Regions from separate parts of the Homo sapiens genome. Here region 2 is linked to region 1. Evidence: chromatin loops called from intact Hi-C (ENCODE). Cell type or tissue: dorsolateral prefrontal cortex. All regions are shown on one strand.

Region 1 (8,000 bases):
TTCCTGGAGAGTGGCACACCCAGGGAGGGTATGGAAGTGCCAAGCCCCTTCCCATACTTTGCCCTATGCATCTCTTCAACTGTATCCTTTGTAATATCTTTTATAGTAAATAGGTAAATGTAGATGTTTCCCTAAGTTCAGTGAACCACTCTAGCAAATTAATCAAACCCAATGAGGAGGTTGTGGGAACCCTGATATATAGCTGGTCATCAGAAGCACGGATCAAACAACCTGGAGCTTGTGATTGGCATTGGAAGTGGGAGGCGCTTTTGTGGGACTGAACCCTTAACCTGTGGGATCTGATGCTATCTCCAGGTAGGTAGTGTTGGAATGGAATTGAGTTAGAGAGCACCCAGCTGGTGTCAGCTACTGGAGGAGTGCTTGCTTGGTGTGTGGGGAGAAGCCCCCTACATTAGGTGTCAGAAGCTGCATGTGACTATGTTGTGAGAGGGTGGCAGGAAGAAACTGAGTTTGTTAATCCTATATTTTCAGATCAGCAAAGAAGCCATTGCATTTTGCATGGTGGAACCACTAGTGAACTTGAAAAGACAATTTTAAAGGAATAACAGAGATAAAACTCAAATTGGAAATTGTTGTAAGAAAAAGGAAGGAAGACAGTGTCTGCAGACAGCTCTCTAGAATTTTGCTCTTCCAAGGAAGAGAGAAATATGGGTGGAAGCTAAAGGGGGATGTGGGCTCAAGGAAAGGTTTGCTAAAATGGGAGGTGTTCTATGCTGATGTGAATAATTAGGAAGAGAGGGGGAAATGGATGTAGCAAACAGAAGACAAGCACAGGAGCAAAGGGCTTGGAAAGACTGAGAGGATATGATCCAGAGCCCAAGAGGAGGAGCTGACTTTTAATAAGAGGATGGACACATAGTCCATTAGAAACAGGAAGCCCACGTCACTCTGGGTCTCACTTTATCAGGCTTGTCAGTGGCAGGGATTAAAGACAGGCCCTGTCTCCTGAAGGCAGGCAGAGAACCAGGCAGGAAGGCATGATATGGGAGCCATGCTGCTGCCTGTGAACCAGATGATCTAATGTTATGCTGTTCTTGGTGTAACCAAAATGGAGGTTCAGTTGCTTGCCACTTGTAGAGTTCAACTAACAAGAGGTCTGGTATAAAGACACTGACTTTATTCCAAAGTTTAGCTTAGGGGAGGAAGTCCAGGCTTCTGCCTTTAAGGCTAGCACTTCACTTTTGGGGCAGAAATTCGGGACTTTTAAAGGGGGACTTAATTTGAACGGCATACAGGGGAGGGAGCGAGCAGGTGTGGGGTCTACGTGGTTTGTGCGTTATCTGCCAGGTGGTTGAGCTGGTGCCATCGTGGGCAGAGCTAGGTTATAAAGTGGCCATGATTTTGAGATACTCTTCAGGTGGGAAAGAGTTTTGTAATGGGCACCCTTCAGGTTGTAAATAATTGACTGCTGTCTCTCGACGCAAGCTCCTGGTAGGAGAGAGCTCAGCTCTGGAGCTGCTAAGTAAGCACACAGTCAGATAAGCTTGCCCAGAAGGGAGTGTCTGGTGAAGGGAAGGTAAAGGTTATAATCATTTCTAAAGAGCTAAGTAGGAAGCAGGGAATAGGAGAAAAGAGAAAAGAGAAAATAATCATAACTGTAAAAATTAACTTTTTTTCTCTTAGAAACAGGGGGGGTACTCAGTTTCATTGGTGCTTGTTTTCTTTTGCCATCCTTGAGACTTCAGAGAAATCTAATTTAAATATCCCAGGCTGGTCTCAGCTGTGCCAGAGAATTCAGGAAAAGCATTCAGCTGGTGTCAGCTGTGGAGAATTCAGGAAAAGGTCAAGTACCCATGCTTGGGATGGGGGTGAAGGAGGAATGGTAATCGACAGATTTCTGAGAGTAAGGTGAGTATTCCTCAAGTTGAGCTGGTGAGGGCCAGTGTCCCCACCTCCCCTGCCATTTGTGACTCCCTCCTTCCCAAATGGAGAGTTATTAGGGAAGATCTTTCCCTTACCTTGTCCATTGGACGAGCCGTCCTGATGCACTTCCTCTTTCCCTCCAGCTCGTGTCACTAGAAGCTCACTCTATGCTGAAGACCACACTGGTCGGCGTGGAGGGGAAAACAAAGTGAAATGCTGCTGCTTTAAAAAGTGCTGACAGGTGATAGGGAGCCAGGGGTATGTGTTTTTCTGAGGATCTTTATAGTTGGCTCTATAGTAGAGTCCTAGAGTCCTAGAATCCTAGAAGTTTCGTGTTGGAGGGGTTTTCCAAACCATTTAGTTGCATCCATTTGAGATGGCTGGAAGCGCACAGAGGCAAGGAGAGTGAAAAGATGACCTGTCCTAAGATCACTTCCAGTCAAATCATCTGTAGGCCAAGTGCAGGGGTTGGCTGGTGAACTGGTTCTGAGAGCTGAAAGTGGGGTGTGGAGGGTTTAGGACAGGCACCAGTCTCACTCACTGCATTAAAAGGGCAGTTCGACAAAAAACCAAACACCGCATGTTCTCACTTATAAGTGGGAGCTGAACAATGAGAACACATGGACACGTGGAGGGGAACAACACACACCGGGGCCTGTGTTGGGTTGGGGGTGAAAGGGAGAGCATGAGGAAGAATAGCTAAGGAATGCTGGGCTTAGTAACTAGGTGATGGGATGATCTGTGCCGCAAACCACCAAGGCGCATGTTTGCCTATGGAACAAACCTGCACATCCGGCACATGTACCCCTGAACTTAAAAGCTGAAGATAAAAAATAAAAATAAAATTTAAAAAGGGCAGTTGGATTTAAAGGCAGGAGCTGACTTCAGCGACCCTCCATTATGGGTTTTCTAGGCTTTCGGAAGGTTCAGGACCTCAGGAAGTAAGAGTTTGTCCCATTGCCCTGTAGCCTTTTACTGTCACGTCCCAGGGTCTCAGTGACCCAGCCCTAGGGGCACTCTGGGCTCCTTCTGCAAACCCTTCGAGGCCTGCCTGCTTCTTTCCCAGTCACAAAGCTTCCGAGAAGCTGAATTCCATCTGAGGTTGATCTTCCCTCAGTGCAAGATGAGGCCTCGCGTATCCCTGGGGTTAGGGCTGACTGACAGCAGCTTCCCACTCAGCTTTTTAGGGATGGGAGGAGTTGGATTTGATATGGCCAGTTGGTGGATGGGAGAAGAAAAGTCAAGAAAGAACTATTGACTTAGGAAGACTTCTGGAAAGGCCCAGCGGAACACCGTCCCCCAACCCCGAGTAGTTTAAAGCGTTTCTTCTCTGGCACAAATCTGAACCACATTCCCTCCTTACTCAGCCCTACCCTGACCTGGGATAGCAGGGGACCCAAAGGAACCAAGGCAGCTTTTTGTTTGTTTGTTTGTTTGTTTGTTTTGAGATGGAGTTTCGCTCTTGTCGCCCAGGCTGGAATGCAATGGCGCCATCTCGGCTCACCGCAACCTCCATCTCCCGGGTTCAAGCGATTCTCCTGCCTCAGCCTCCCGAGTAGCTGGGATTACAGGCATGCACCACCACACCCGGCTAATTTATTTTTATTTTTAGTAGAGATGGGGTTTCTCCATGTTGGCCAGGCTGGTCTCAAACTCCCGACTTCAGGTGATCCACCCGCCTCGGCCTCCCAAAGTGCTGGGATTACAGGCGTGAGCCACCGCGCCCGGCCCCAAGGCAGCTTTTAAGGGGATGTGCAACCCCAGTTGCTTTCCAGGCGGCCTTAGCAGCAGAAGCACCTGCAGTCAGTGCCCACTAGGTGGAGACAGAGTCCCGGAGATGCCGGCAGCAGCCTCACTACTCCAGAATCCCAGGCTCCTGGGTCCCTGGCTCCGTGGGCTCCTGTTCTGGAAATAAATGTCTAGGACCCCAGCTCCCCTTCCAGACCAGCCAGAGCCTGTCCCCATTGATAACTCACGTTTATAGCATCGTGGTGTTTAGAAAGCTGATTCACGTCGTTACTCTAGTTGGCTTCACAATTGTCCTGAGGATGGGTGGGCTAGGTATTTGCTGACCCCAGTCTTAGGGTTGAGGAAGTGAGGCCTTCGGGAGCCTTTGAGATACAGTGAAGGTCACGCGGTGCACAGCAGAGCTGGCCTCAAACCCAGGTCCCCTCGACTGAATCCCAGATTCTGCCAAATCTCAGCTGCCCCTCTTCCTCTAGGGTGCACCGCACGGCAGCCACCAAGCTATTTGGCATCAGAGTAGAGCCTGGGTGCTTGGTTCCGTGGGTCCGTATGCTGCACCCTGATGGGGCCCATCTGGTCTTCAGAGAGCTGCTGTGCCCCAAGGCCAGGGCCCAGCTCTGCCTCAGGGGATTTGAGGGCACTCAGAGATGCAGGCAAGGACAGTGTTTATGAGCACCTCTGTACCCCAGAATGGGAGAACCAGCAGGGCTTGACCACACCGGAGCCCGGAGCGGGCCTCCTCTCCCCAGACATCCCTGGATGTGTGAGTGCTGGAGGGAAGTGGGGATTGGCATCGAAGGTCTGACTTAGACCTGCTTGGTAAAGGCTGAGAATGAAGGAAAGGCTGTATTCCCAAAGTTGCCAGCAAATTCTGGACAAGCAGGTGAATGAGGCAGAAAAGCTGAGAGCAAAAAAGCAGTTTCAGTTCCACATAGGGAAGGGCTTCCTTTCTCGTGGCAAGGGGTAGAAGTTATGGGAACACACAACAGAAATTGTCAAAGCTGGCTGGGTGGGGACAAGTGGGGCGGCCATCTCCGCGATGGACAGCATGCCTGAGATACCACCTACCAGCTATGGAGCCACAGCCTCAGTTTACCCATCTGTAAAATGAGGCCAGCGCTCAGCGTCTCATCCCACAAGTGAAGGCTGAAAGGCAGCATTCTGAGTGTGCTGTGAATAGCAGACCCCTCTGCTTGGTGAGCTGTTGTGTGTTGTATGTTCCCACTCTGTCATAGAGTCAGAATAAGAGGAGCCCCATCGGGTCCCAGAGTAGGTATGGATGAAGTCAGTGATTTCTCATGTTGTCTGGCCCTGGAGATTCAGTCAGGGTGGTGGGTAAGGGGGCCTTGTGCCAGGCTGCATCTCTCCACCCTGCCTCCCTGGGAAGACATGAGGGAACGGGTGCAGCCAGCCGGTGTACAGTTGGGAGCGGCTGAACGCAGCGTGGCTTTGCTATTAATGTAGTCAGTAAATAAATAAAGGAGGGCTTAAGCTTAGTGTACAGCAATCAGTTTAGAACTACAGGGTAATTAGCGCTGCAGGGGGCTGCAGGGCGGCAGAGTCAGGTTTAAATGAGCGAGTTCACTTTCACTGAGGCACCCCCTGGGTGCAGAAAACGCAGCCTGGAGAGGAGCCTGCCCTCCTGCCAGCCCACGAGTGGAAGTGGGGATGGCGGCGGGGCTGGGCCTGAAACCACACAGAGAGCTGGGGGATGGACCTGCCCCCATGGGCCAAGGACCAGGTGTCTACATATGCAACCCCCCAGCCCCTCTCCTGCCCCGCATCCTGCCCAGCAACACCCAGGCAGCTCCCAACTATGAAGCACCACTGCCCTGTTGCCTCCTGCTCCTTCCTCTGGCATGCGGCAGACACGGGTCAGGTGGTCTATGAATCGACATGAGCACAGGTGTGGGGATGCAGGAGCTCCCCCCCCCCCACTGGGCCTCTGCGTGTGTGTACACGTGTCCTGGGGAGGTGCCCGAGCGGGCATGTGATGTTCCTCCTTCCCTGCTCTCACGTGCCCCTGACAACTGCAACATGAGCCCTGGAGTGCTAATTACCTCTCTGTTTCCCTCCTTCTCCCTCTCTTTCTTTCATCTATTTATACAACAAAGATTTACCGGGTGCCTATCATGTGCCAGGCAGCATGAAGCTCTGGAAACACAAAGATAGATAACACACAATTCCTGACCTCAAGGAACTGACAGTCTGGTAATGGTGACAGTTAAGGAAACAGGTGACTAAATGGTACTATAGAGACTCTATGCCTAATTTAGCTTCAGGGGTCCAGGGAAGGCTTCCTGAGAGAAGGTTTGAGCTGAAAAGTGAAAAAGGAGAAGTTGAGAGAGCCAGACAGAAGGGGTGTGTGTGTTTGCGTAGCTCTCAGAAGAGGAAACAGCACACGCACAGGCCCACAGGGGAATGGAGCTCGGTGTGGCCCAGAACACCCGTGGTCCCATCGGCTGGAGCAGAGTAGGGGTTGGCCGAGGGGCTCAAGAGTGATCTTAAGACGAAGTTGGGTGCTGAGCAGGGGCTCTGTCACTCAGGGTGTCTTGGAACTTTGTTAAGGAGTTTGAATTCCATCCTCAGAGTACTGAGGAGTCACCAGGGACTCTCATCTAGGGAGCGACATGATGCTATTTGCATTTTTGGAAAATCGCTCTGGGCAGCAAGCAAAGCAGAGGATGGAAGTGACAGAGGGTCTGGGCTGAAGCAGGGCACTGAGGCCAGTCATCTTCAGATCCCCAATCCCCTCCCTTCCTGGTGCCAGGGGCGTGAGGGGCTCCCACATGGGAAGGCCTGGCCGTGCTGAGTGGAGGGAGGCGGCCTTGGCCTTGGCTTCCCTTATGCCTCTTCTCACGGGCTGCAACTTGCCTGAGTCTTCAGCAAACCTCTGCTGGCGCCGGGCCTCAGCTCTCCACTTTGGTCAGGAGAGGAGTTCCTCAGAGCGACTGGGAGGAGAGCTGCTAAGGCTGAAATGACCCAAACGCCTCCTTGAACCCAGCCAGGACTACAGGGCATGCGGGGAGCTCCCGCTTAAGGTCCCTGGAGAACACCCTGCAGCCCCACGGCGGCATCCTCCCAGCCCCTGCCTCGGTGCCTGTCCCCTCTTCTGACCCCAGCAATGTGCCCTCCTGGTGAGTGTGTTCTGGAGGAGGCTGCCCACAATTGCCAGGGTTGGGGCAGAGGGCAGTGGCAGCCGGGGCTGGCAGGGGGCGGCAGTGGGGCCGCCTGCCCCAGGCAGGGAGGAGAGGGGTTGAGTCAGGCCACGGAGGGAGCATTCTCAGGCTGGCCTGGCCAGGGCCCCTTTCTCTCCATGAGATCATATCTGGGTCAAAGAGCATGTAAAGCTGGCAGAGCTGGCGGTCACACAAAGCCCATTCAGCCCAGCCCCTATTCACTCACCTCCTCTCCCCCAGCGCCCGCGCCGCCGCGACCCCAGCACAGCGCCTAAGCCCCAGCTTTGATGTCCAAGAACAGAAAACGGCGATTAAATGTTGTTTTAAAGAGGGAGTGCTCACTGCCCTCCCATCTGTCAAGAGAAAGCTGAGGCCTGAGGGAGGGGAGGGGAGCTGGGGGAGGGGCGAGGAGGCTGTGTGTGTGTGTCTGTGTGTGTGTGTCGGGGAGTTGGAGTAGAGTGTGGGGGTGAGGAAATAGGCAGGGGCCCAAGAAAAGCCAGGATCAGGACGGCTTGGGGGAATGGTGGCAACTGCTCAAAATCAAAACACAGAATTTGGTTAAGGACTGGTTTCCCAGATGAGAAATATGTGGAGAGGGAAAATAAGGTGGGACAGAGAAACAAAAGCAAAAAGAAAGGAGAAAAGACCACAGATGAGGAAGAGAGGGGAGGAGTGGAAAGGAGAGAAAAAAGATTGGGAGAGAGGAAAAAGATGAGGGGCAGGAGGGGTCAAGAAAGCACAGCAGACGGCAAAGAGGGAGAGGAGAAAGCAAAGACAGAGAAGCAACTTCTAGGGGCTGGAGGCCCCCAGGCTGCACCTGTTCCTCCTCCTGGGAAGATTGTCCGGTGGTAGGGGTAGCTCCAGGCGGTTTCTGCTCAGCAACCCCAGGGTCAGACAGACCCGGGTCTTGGCCCCAGGAGAACAGGGCTGAAAGGTAACCCTCCCAGTGCCACCCCTGGCAGGCCAGGCCTTGTTTGGCTCCCCAGGTGGGTGGCGGTGGCGCGTGGGGTGATGGCTCCCTGCGACTCCTGGTGATGCTGGAGGCCAGGCCTGATGCTCGGTGTGGGTTTACCCTACCGGAGTGACCCAGCACGACAATCATGGCTGTGTCCCCTGGGTCTTGAGGAGGAGAGGGGTTATTTTGGTCAGAGACAGGCAGTGAGGACGGCCTCAGGCAGAGGTGCTGAAGCA
Region 2 (8,000 bases), 270 kb after region 1:
CCTGCGCTAGCACCCACTTCATTAATTCTACAAAGATTGAGCCTCTGTCCTATGCCCAGCATACCGTGCAGGACTCGATATGGCACTGGGTAAAATCCAGTCAAGTCCTTGCCACAGGGGATCATGGTTTTGGAAGACACAGCCCCAAACCCACTAGAGCACAATGTGGAACTTCCGGGGGAAAAGGATTCGTTTTCTTTTCTTTTCTTTATTTCAGACAGGGACTTGTTCTGTTGCCCAGGCTGGAGTGCAGTGGCACGATCACAGCTTACTGCAGCCTCGACCTGCTAGGCTCAATCCATCCTCCCGCCTCAGCCTCCTGAGGGACTGGGACTAGAGGGATGAGCCTAGCTACTTTTTTATTTTTTGTAGAGACGGGGTCTCACTATGTTGCCCAGGCTGGTCTCAAACTCCTGGACTCAAGCGATCCACCCACTTCAGCCTCCCAAAGTGCTGGGATTACAGGCGTGAGCCACCGATTCATTTTCTTCAGGGGTCTCAGAGAAGATTCACTCTCAGCTGCCTCCACTCTTTTCTCCCTACTCAAACCAGCAGTGATGGTGAGAGCTGAAGAGTAGCCCAGAGAAGGGTTTTAGATATGGTCTTCCTTCTGCATGGTCCATGTCCCTGTTCCCAGCCCCAGTCCATTCATTCATTGCCATGCTCACTAAATACAAAGCGTGAGCTGTGTGTCAAGGGATGTGTGAGTGGAAAAGAGGGTGTGAAATATTTGCCTCCAAGACTTACAGGCTGGGAGCCAGATAAATGCTAAACAAATCACCCAACAATAAACACATGGATTACAGTTGTTGGGAGAGTACAGACGTAGGAGAGGGCATTGAGAGAGCACATCGTGGCTGAGGACAAAGTAGGAGGAGAAATGCTCTGCTCACCTTCAGGGGACTTTTAGGAGTGAACACCTCATGGGAATTTTAAGCCCAAAGACAAGCCCATATGGATTTGAGTTTCATTAGTAAGAACCAGAAAAACGAGCCCTTGGGGGAAAAGGGCAGGGGGGGTGGAAGGGTTGACCAAGAAGAAAGGATGGAGTGCACAGAGCTGGAGCCTGAGCCCTTGATTAGGTGTCACGCAGATGGAAAGGCAGGATTTCCTGGACCTGAAGCTCAGAAGGTCTCTAGAGGTCATCCTGTCCATCTCCTGCCTCTACAGGAGAGGCTTGGAAGGGGTGGGTGTCTCTGTTAAAGGCTTCTGAGTGAATAATTCTACACCCATTCTGTGTTTAACACCTCTTGCTTCAAGAAGTCCTTACCACCATCTGGGCTGGGAGCAGTGGCTCACGCCTGAAATCCCAGCACTTTGGGAGGCTGAGGCAGGTCAGGAGTTTGAGACCAGCCAGGCCATCATAGTGAGACCCCATCTCTACCAAAAAAAAAAAAAAATTAGCTGTGAGTGGTGGCACAAACCTGTAGTCCCAGCTACTTGGGAGGCTGAGGCACAAGAATTGCCTGAATCCAGGAGGCAGAGGTTGGAGTGAGCAGAGATCATGCCCCTGCACTCCAGCCTGGGCGACAGAGCAAGACTCTGCTCAAAAAAAGTGCTTACCACCATCTAAACCCCTCATCTTCCCAGGAAGATGAGCAGATCCTGGGAGTAGGAGGAGGTAGGGAAAAGACAGAGGTCGTCTTTGGCCTGACCATCTGTCTCCTGCCAGTCTGGTGTCCTGGAATCATTACCTCCATGACTCTGCTTTTCTATTCTCTTCTTCTAAAGTTATAAAGGGGCTGGGCACAGTGGCTCACGCCTGTAATCCCAGCGCTTTGGGAGGCCGAGGTGGGCAGATCACTTGAGGCCAGGAGTTTGAGATTAGCCAGGCCAACATGGCAAAACCCTATCTCTACTAAAAATACAAAAATGAGCCAGGTGTGGACCTGGCTGGGGGAGGACCCTTGCCCTCCCCTAGCTCCTGCTCTGGGCAGCACCTCACTCTTGCCCCTCATTTCCTAGGACCATTGAGGAGCACCTCAGAGCCAGTGTGGGATGGGCTGGATTTGGGGCTTTAGAGACATGGGCAGAAGAGAAAAGCAGAGAGTCCTCCATAGCCTGTGTATACATGGGTTTTGGGTAAACCTTCATTGCCATCGCATGGTGCATGAGATTAAATAAATATAATCCCAGTTACTCAGGAGGATGAGACAGGAGAATTGCTTGAACCCAGAGGCAGAGGTTGCAGTGAGCCAAGACTGTGCCACTGCACCCCAGCGTGGGTGACAGAGCAAGACTCTGTCTAAAAAAACAAAGTTGTAAAGGAACTCAATATTCATCACCACAAAGTTGCCATTTTACACAAATGCCTGATAAAAAGTATTATTTCCTTTACAGTATTAATTCAACGGGTCTGTGATGAACCATACCTCAACTTTGTTGTGCAGGAAGCTTCTAGATTTATACATACGAACAATAATAAAACCATAGTTGAAATTTGTCAACCATTTACTTTGTGCCAGACCCTTTACCTGTATCAGCTCCTTTATTCTTCACAGCAATCCATAAGGCAGTGCTTTTATGATGTCACCTTTACAGGTGAGGAAACAGGGAAGTAAAGCAAAGTGCCTAAGGTCTCAGGATAGTAGACAGAATGATGGGCCCCCAAAGATGCCCACTTCCCAATCCCCAGAACATGTGATTATGTTAAGGTGCAAGATGAAAGGGACTTTGTAGTGTAATTAATTTAGGAATCTTGAGATGAGGAGATTATTTTAAATTATCTAGATGGGCCCTTTATAACCACAAAGGTTTTTATAAAGGAAAGATGGAGTTAGGAGAGTCAGAGAAGGAGATGTGACAAAGCAAAGCAGAGAAGCAGAGATGAGATACACACACACACACACACACACACACACACAGAGAGAGAGAGAGAGAGAGAGAGGAGTCAAAGGTACTGAGCTCCTGGCTTTGAAGCTGAAGAAAGGGACTGCGAACTGAGGAATACAGGTGCAGGTGTCTTGCATCTGGAATCCGGGAAAGGCAAGGAAACAGATTCTCTCCTAGATTTCCCAGAAGGAACACAGCCCTGTGGATCCATGTGTTGGACTTCTGACCACCAGAACTGTATGATAACAAATTTGTGTTTCACATTGGTGACTTGTTACGGCAGCAACAGGAAACTAGTCCACACAGCTAGCAGGAGCAACAGCACCTGCCATGGGATGGGTGAGGCAATCATGTCACGAAAACCCTACCTAGAACCAACTTCCTCTCTCCAGTCCTTGCCCTGGAGCCCTTTGATGAGTGAACATCTCCCAGGGTCGCGTCCTCCCCATCTAACCACGGACCTCGTCCTCCCCCAGCTCCTGCTCCGGGCAGCACCTCACTCTTGCCCCTCATTTCCTAGGACCATTGAGGAGCACCTCAAAGCCAGTGTGAGATGAGCTGGAGTTGGGGCTTTAGAGACATGGGCAGAAGAGAAAGGCAGAGAGTCTGTAGCCTCTGTATACGTGGGTTTGGGGTAAAATGGCCTTCTTTGCCATCAGGCATCAATATCTTCATTGCAACAGCAGAAAGGGAAATAGCTGGAGCAACTAACTACACGTGTAGCTGAAGGTGAGGTCCAGGTGTGAGCACATAAGTAGGAGGCTGAGTTGCTGGGGGATCTGCATGGGCACAGGTGTGTGATGGGGTGGGGACTGGGGGCTGGCCTCTGCCAGAGCATCAGAATAGAGTAAAAGCACTCCAAAGCACTCTGGAGCACAGTCCTTAATGATGGCCCAAAGGAAAGTATTGGCCTTGAAGGAAGGGGGCTTCAAAGGCCCCTGGAGAGGGATGAGGGTTTTATTTTGAGGCTGGGGGACGGAAGGGGGCAACAAAATAGTTCCTAAAGGCCCCTCCATAGAACTTCTGGACTTTGCTGCCACCTTGTGGAAACCACTTAGAAGGCAGGGTTGTGGCCGCCCCGGCCAAAGATTGACATCTCACTGGGGTCTTTAGGATGGATACTTCTTTCCATCTGAAGTGGGACGGGGGTTGGGAGGGGGGGGTTGGAGTTCTCCCAGGCTCATGGTGGTGAATTTCCAGGCTCCCCTAGTCCCAGCTGTCATACTCATGATGTGTCTGTCTGCCAAGAGTTTAGCTCTCTTTGCAGATACAGGGACACAGCAGGTGGTGTTGCATAGGAGGAGCACAGAAAAGTTTGCCAGTATCCCATAGGCTTTCCCAGAGCAGGAACTCAAAGGTGTGGTTTTAGGGAGGAACCGTGTGCAAAGAAGCTCTGAGTGTGCAGAGGCAAAGGAGGGAAGGTGGTAATGGGAGAAAAGAGTCAGGAAAGTGTTGGACACAGAGGTCTGGATTCAGCCTGATAGGGACAGGAGCTTCATCCCCCTCTGGGCTTATGCTGAGTGACCAGTTCATCTCACTCGCTCATTTGTAAAATGGGGACATGAAGGAGAAAGGCTTCTCCTCCACAGTGCCCTATGAGCAGTTCTCACCCATTCAGAATGAGATGTGAGCCATCCGAGAAGGGCCGATACGCCTCTAGCCGTCTCCCCACCACAGCCTCATGATTTCCTGGACTTTTGCTCCATATTGGGAGCACGGTCCCCACCACACCTATGAGCCATGTACTAATATGATTCCCATTTTACAGGTGAGAAGATTGAAGTACAGGGCAGCTAAGTGCTTGTCCAGGGTTTCAGAGCTAGCCTGTGTTGGGGCCAGATTTCAAGTTTTGAATCTCCCTGTTCACACGGCACTCTTTCACTGTCCTCAATAAGTATGTTTCAAAAAATGAATAGGAGTGGTCAGGCTTTGGGTGTGCCAGCTCTGGGAGCCCTCCCAACTGGACCTCTGATAGGAAATCAAGGCAGATCTTCTCTTCTTCCTGATCTGCCCCTTCCCAACCTCAACAGATAAAGGTCTCTTTTTAAAGTCTTCTAGGAAATGAGATTCCAATCCTTCCCTTTCCACTCCCGATCTAATTCATGTTAGTAATAGCATTATCAGAAAGTTCTTCCTACAGTCTAAACTCCATGCCTCCAGATAGTAGAAAGAGAATATAGATCAGGCTTCTGTTTCAGAGAGGGATATTCTTGGTCTCTAAAACCAGGGTTTAATTCTCTAACCATGACAGTCAGGGCTGGCCAATCACAGGCCTCAATGGGATAGCTTAAATTATAGAGGACCAAGTTAGAAAAAAGAAAAAAAAATACCCAACTTCCAGAGCTGATACTGCAGCTGATAATTAATTATCTGCTGTTTGTATGCACTGGTAGGGCTCCCCCAACCTCTCACTGATCAGGGTGCACAGTGTGGCCCGGGAAGAAGACCAGTGAGTTGGCGTCAGGTCAAGACTATTGTGTGGGAACCATCCAGAACCTTCTCGACTTCATCCTCCCCCCTCCACCCTTCCACTTCCCTCCAATCAAGGGAGGAGCTGCCCTCTTTCGCTCACCTCCCCTCCCCAAACATTTGGGAGGGAGGAGAGAGAGGGAGTGATTAGCACGGGGCATTGTCCCCAGATAATGGGCCCCAGCTGCTGCATGAAAGAAGAGACAAAGCGCCTGGCGGCTCCACATGCATTATCCCCTCATTAAATCTCTGTTATTAGATTAGATTCAAAATGTATTGATTCAGAAGCTGGGGGGAGGTGGGGGAGGGAAGAGGATCTGGCTGGTGAATGCTGAACTGCACCTCTCTGCAAGCTCTTCCTCCCCCTCCTTCACCCAACCAGGCAACTTTTCTGCCTCGTGTTCTCTGAAGGGAATCTCCCCTATGCCCATATCCTGGCCTCTGAGTGCAGCCAGTCTGCCTGAGCTATTCAGAAAACCACTGAGTGTCCACTCCTGGGAGGTGCCCTTGAGATCCTTGAGGCCAGGTTGCCAACGTCCAGAGGAAAGGCAGCCTCCTTTCCAGGATGGCAGGAGACAGACTCCATGGCTTTGAAGCAGTGCCAGTCACAAACTCACAGAAGGGTTCAGGCTGGGCACTTTCAGCACCTTTGATGGAATCTTTTTAGTAGAAATAACATCACTGAGAAACGGGGTAAATGGGAAAAGGAAATGAGAACTGAGTGTACTTGTTGGTGAATAGAGAAGGCTGCAGGAGAGAAGCGGAGATGGGCAAGAGACTTGGCAAGCTTCCCGGAAGCACTTATAAAGACATGAGTGTTTCTGGTCTCCTCTCTGCTAGGACAGAATGAGAGGCAACTGGCTAAAGTGTCAAGAGGAGGGGAGGAAGCAGCTTCCAGGAGGTATAACAGGTGGGAGGGAAATTCTGGATGTTCTCATACCCTCGATGGAGCAAAAGTCTCCTTGGGAGAAGACCAAGATTTGTACTGATGATCAGGAGTTAGTGCACTGCGGGGGTCTCTGGCCCTGGGCCTCAGTTTCTCATACCTGGGCAACACAGCCCACATGCCAGATCTATGAGCTGATTGGATGTAGCTACTGGAGCAGAAGATGTTACATGTGGTGGCTCATTCTCAAGGTGATTAATTGGCTGCCTCGATGCTGGGCTCTGTCACCCCATTGACTGTGGGTGAAGGGTGGGGAGAGAAAGATGGAGAATCAATAGGATGATTAGTGTCTTACTAGCTCTCTGGTTGGACACTTTGCCAGTAGCCACCCGTTTACTGACCAGTGATGCATTGACAGTGCCAGAATGTTCACCTTCCTATCCCTCTGGCCTGAGACATGAGAATCACCAAACAGCATGGCTAGTCCAAGCAAGTCCTAGTGGAATGGGGCAGCTTTTGGTTCTCAGACCAGGCTCCAACAGATGGGGGCCAGGGGACATCCCAAGAAAGAAGTGATGAACACTCCCCATCTTTAGCCCAATCTCTGCTCAGCAGGAGACAACGATTGTGAGGGCCAATCCCCAGCCTCACAATCTTTTGCTTTTTGCTGGGAGACCCTAATCTCTATCCATCAACAAAGCAAAAATAAATATAAAATTTCTAATGAATCCCTGATAACTAGAATCAAAAGCACATATGTCTGGAGTGGAAGTATCAGATGAAACTTCATTCCTAGTTCATCTTAGGAGCAACCGGCCAGTTAGACAGTATTCAATGACCAAACACCAAACCAGCTGGTGCTGGCCGTGGTGCTGAAGCTCTCATCTCCATTCCGTTGCAGTATCCACTTGCAGGGAGAGAGCTTGCTCCCACCTTCACTAAAAGATCATGAGCCCAGGTAACAGGGCTGTGTGGACCCTTCCAGCATCTTTCCAAGGGGTTGCAAAGCCGAGATTCCCCCTCTTTTCTCTCCATTGCTAAGTGTTCTTGGTCCTGACCCTCATACCTTAAATCCCACCTCCTAGTGTTTCTTCTTATAACAGCTACTTAAAGTACAAAGAGTAACTTACATAACTGCAAACCCACCATTTAATTTAAATTAAAAAACTAATATAACTGAGAATCCCTGTATACCCCTCCTTAGTCTCATCCTCCACTCCTTTTCCAGATCCCTAATATCATGAAGTTGGTGTTTATCCTTCCTGTGCAAATGCTTTTCAACCTATTTGTCATCTCCCAGTTTCCTGGGCCTAGAGGCACCAATCTCTTCTTCTTTTTTTTTTTTTTTTTTTAACAGAATCTAGCTCTGTCACATAGGATGGAGTGCAGTGGTATGATCTCAGCTCACTGCAACCTCTGCCTCCCAGCTTCAAATGATTCTCCTGCCTCAGCCTCCCAGTCAGCTGGGATTACAGGCATGCACCACCATGCCTGGCTAATTTTTGTATTTTTGGCTTTCTTTTTGTAGAGGAGGGTTTCACCATGTTGGCCAGGCTGGTCTCGAACTCCTGACCTCCAGTGATCTGCCTGTCTCGACCTCCCAAAGTGTTGGGATTAACTAACTGTAAATCTCTTCTTCTAACCATCCAACCTCTTCCCAAAGCTGCTGACAAATGGTTAAGAAGAGAGTCTAGCGGGGAGCGGGGAGGGATAGCATTAGGAGATATACCTAATGCTAAATGATGAGTTAATGGGTGCAGCATACCAGCATGGCCCATGTATACATATGTAACAAACCTGCATGTCGTGCACA

What was found. A loop is a pair of places that touch in the nucleus more often than their neighbours do. Peaks named below come from ENCODE experiments on the same cell type or tissue, not always from the same donor. Only the 100,000 strongest peaks of a DNase experiment are listed, where the experiment ranks them.
Region 2: a loop joins it to region 1, with 8 times the contacts of the local background. A loop is called at or near these places in 102 of 110 quality-filtered maps.

The regions. Positions count from the first base shown.
Region 1 is chr11:114,256,914-114,264,913 of GRCh38, reverse strand. It overlaps a transcript of NNMT not described here. Among named protein-coding and RNA genes, the nearest start is that of NNMT, 35 kb to the left of the region's middle. RefSeq lists an enhancer at 6,771-7,299. In dorsolateral prefrontal cortex, CTCF peaks have their summits at 1,814, 2,023, 3,691 (motif pointing right), 6,846 and 1 weaker place; DNase peaks (open chromatin) are centred at 2,023, 3,693, 5,643, 6,933 and 4 weaker places; H3K4me3 peaks cover 396 bases; H3K27ac peaks cover 4,336 bases.
Region 2 is chr11:113,990,411-113,998,410 of GRCh38, reverse strand. LOC124902760 (a long non-coding RNA gene) reads left to right here. Exons shown (of 2, transcript XR_007062895.1): 2 at 2,341-2,450. Among named protein-coding and RNA genes, the nearest start is that of HTR3A, 19 kb to the right of the region's middle. In dorsolateral prefrontal cortex, CTCF peaks have their summits at 3,665 and 3,865 (motif pointing left); DNase peaks (open chromatin) are centred at 3,869 and 6,080; H3K27ac peaks cover 1,510 bases.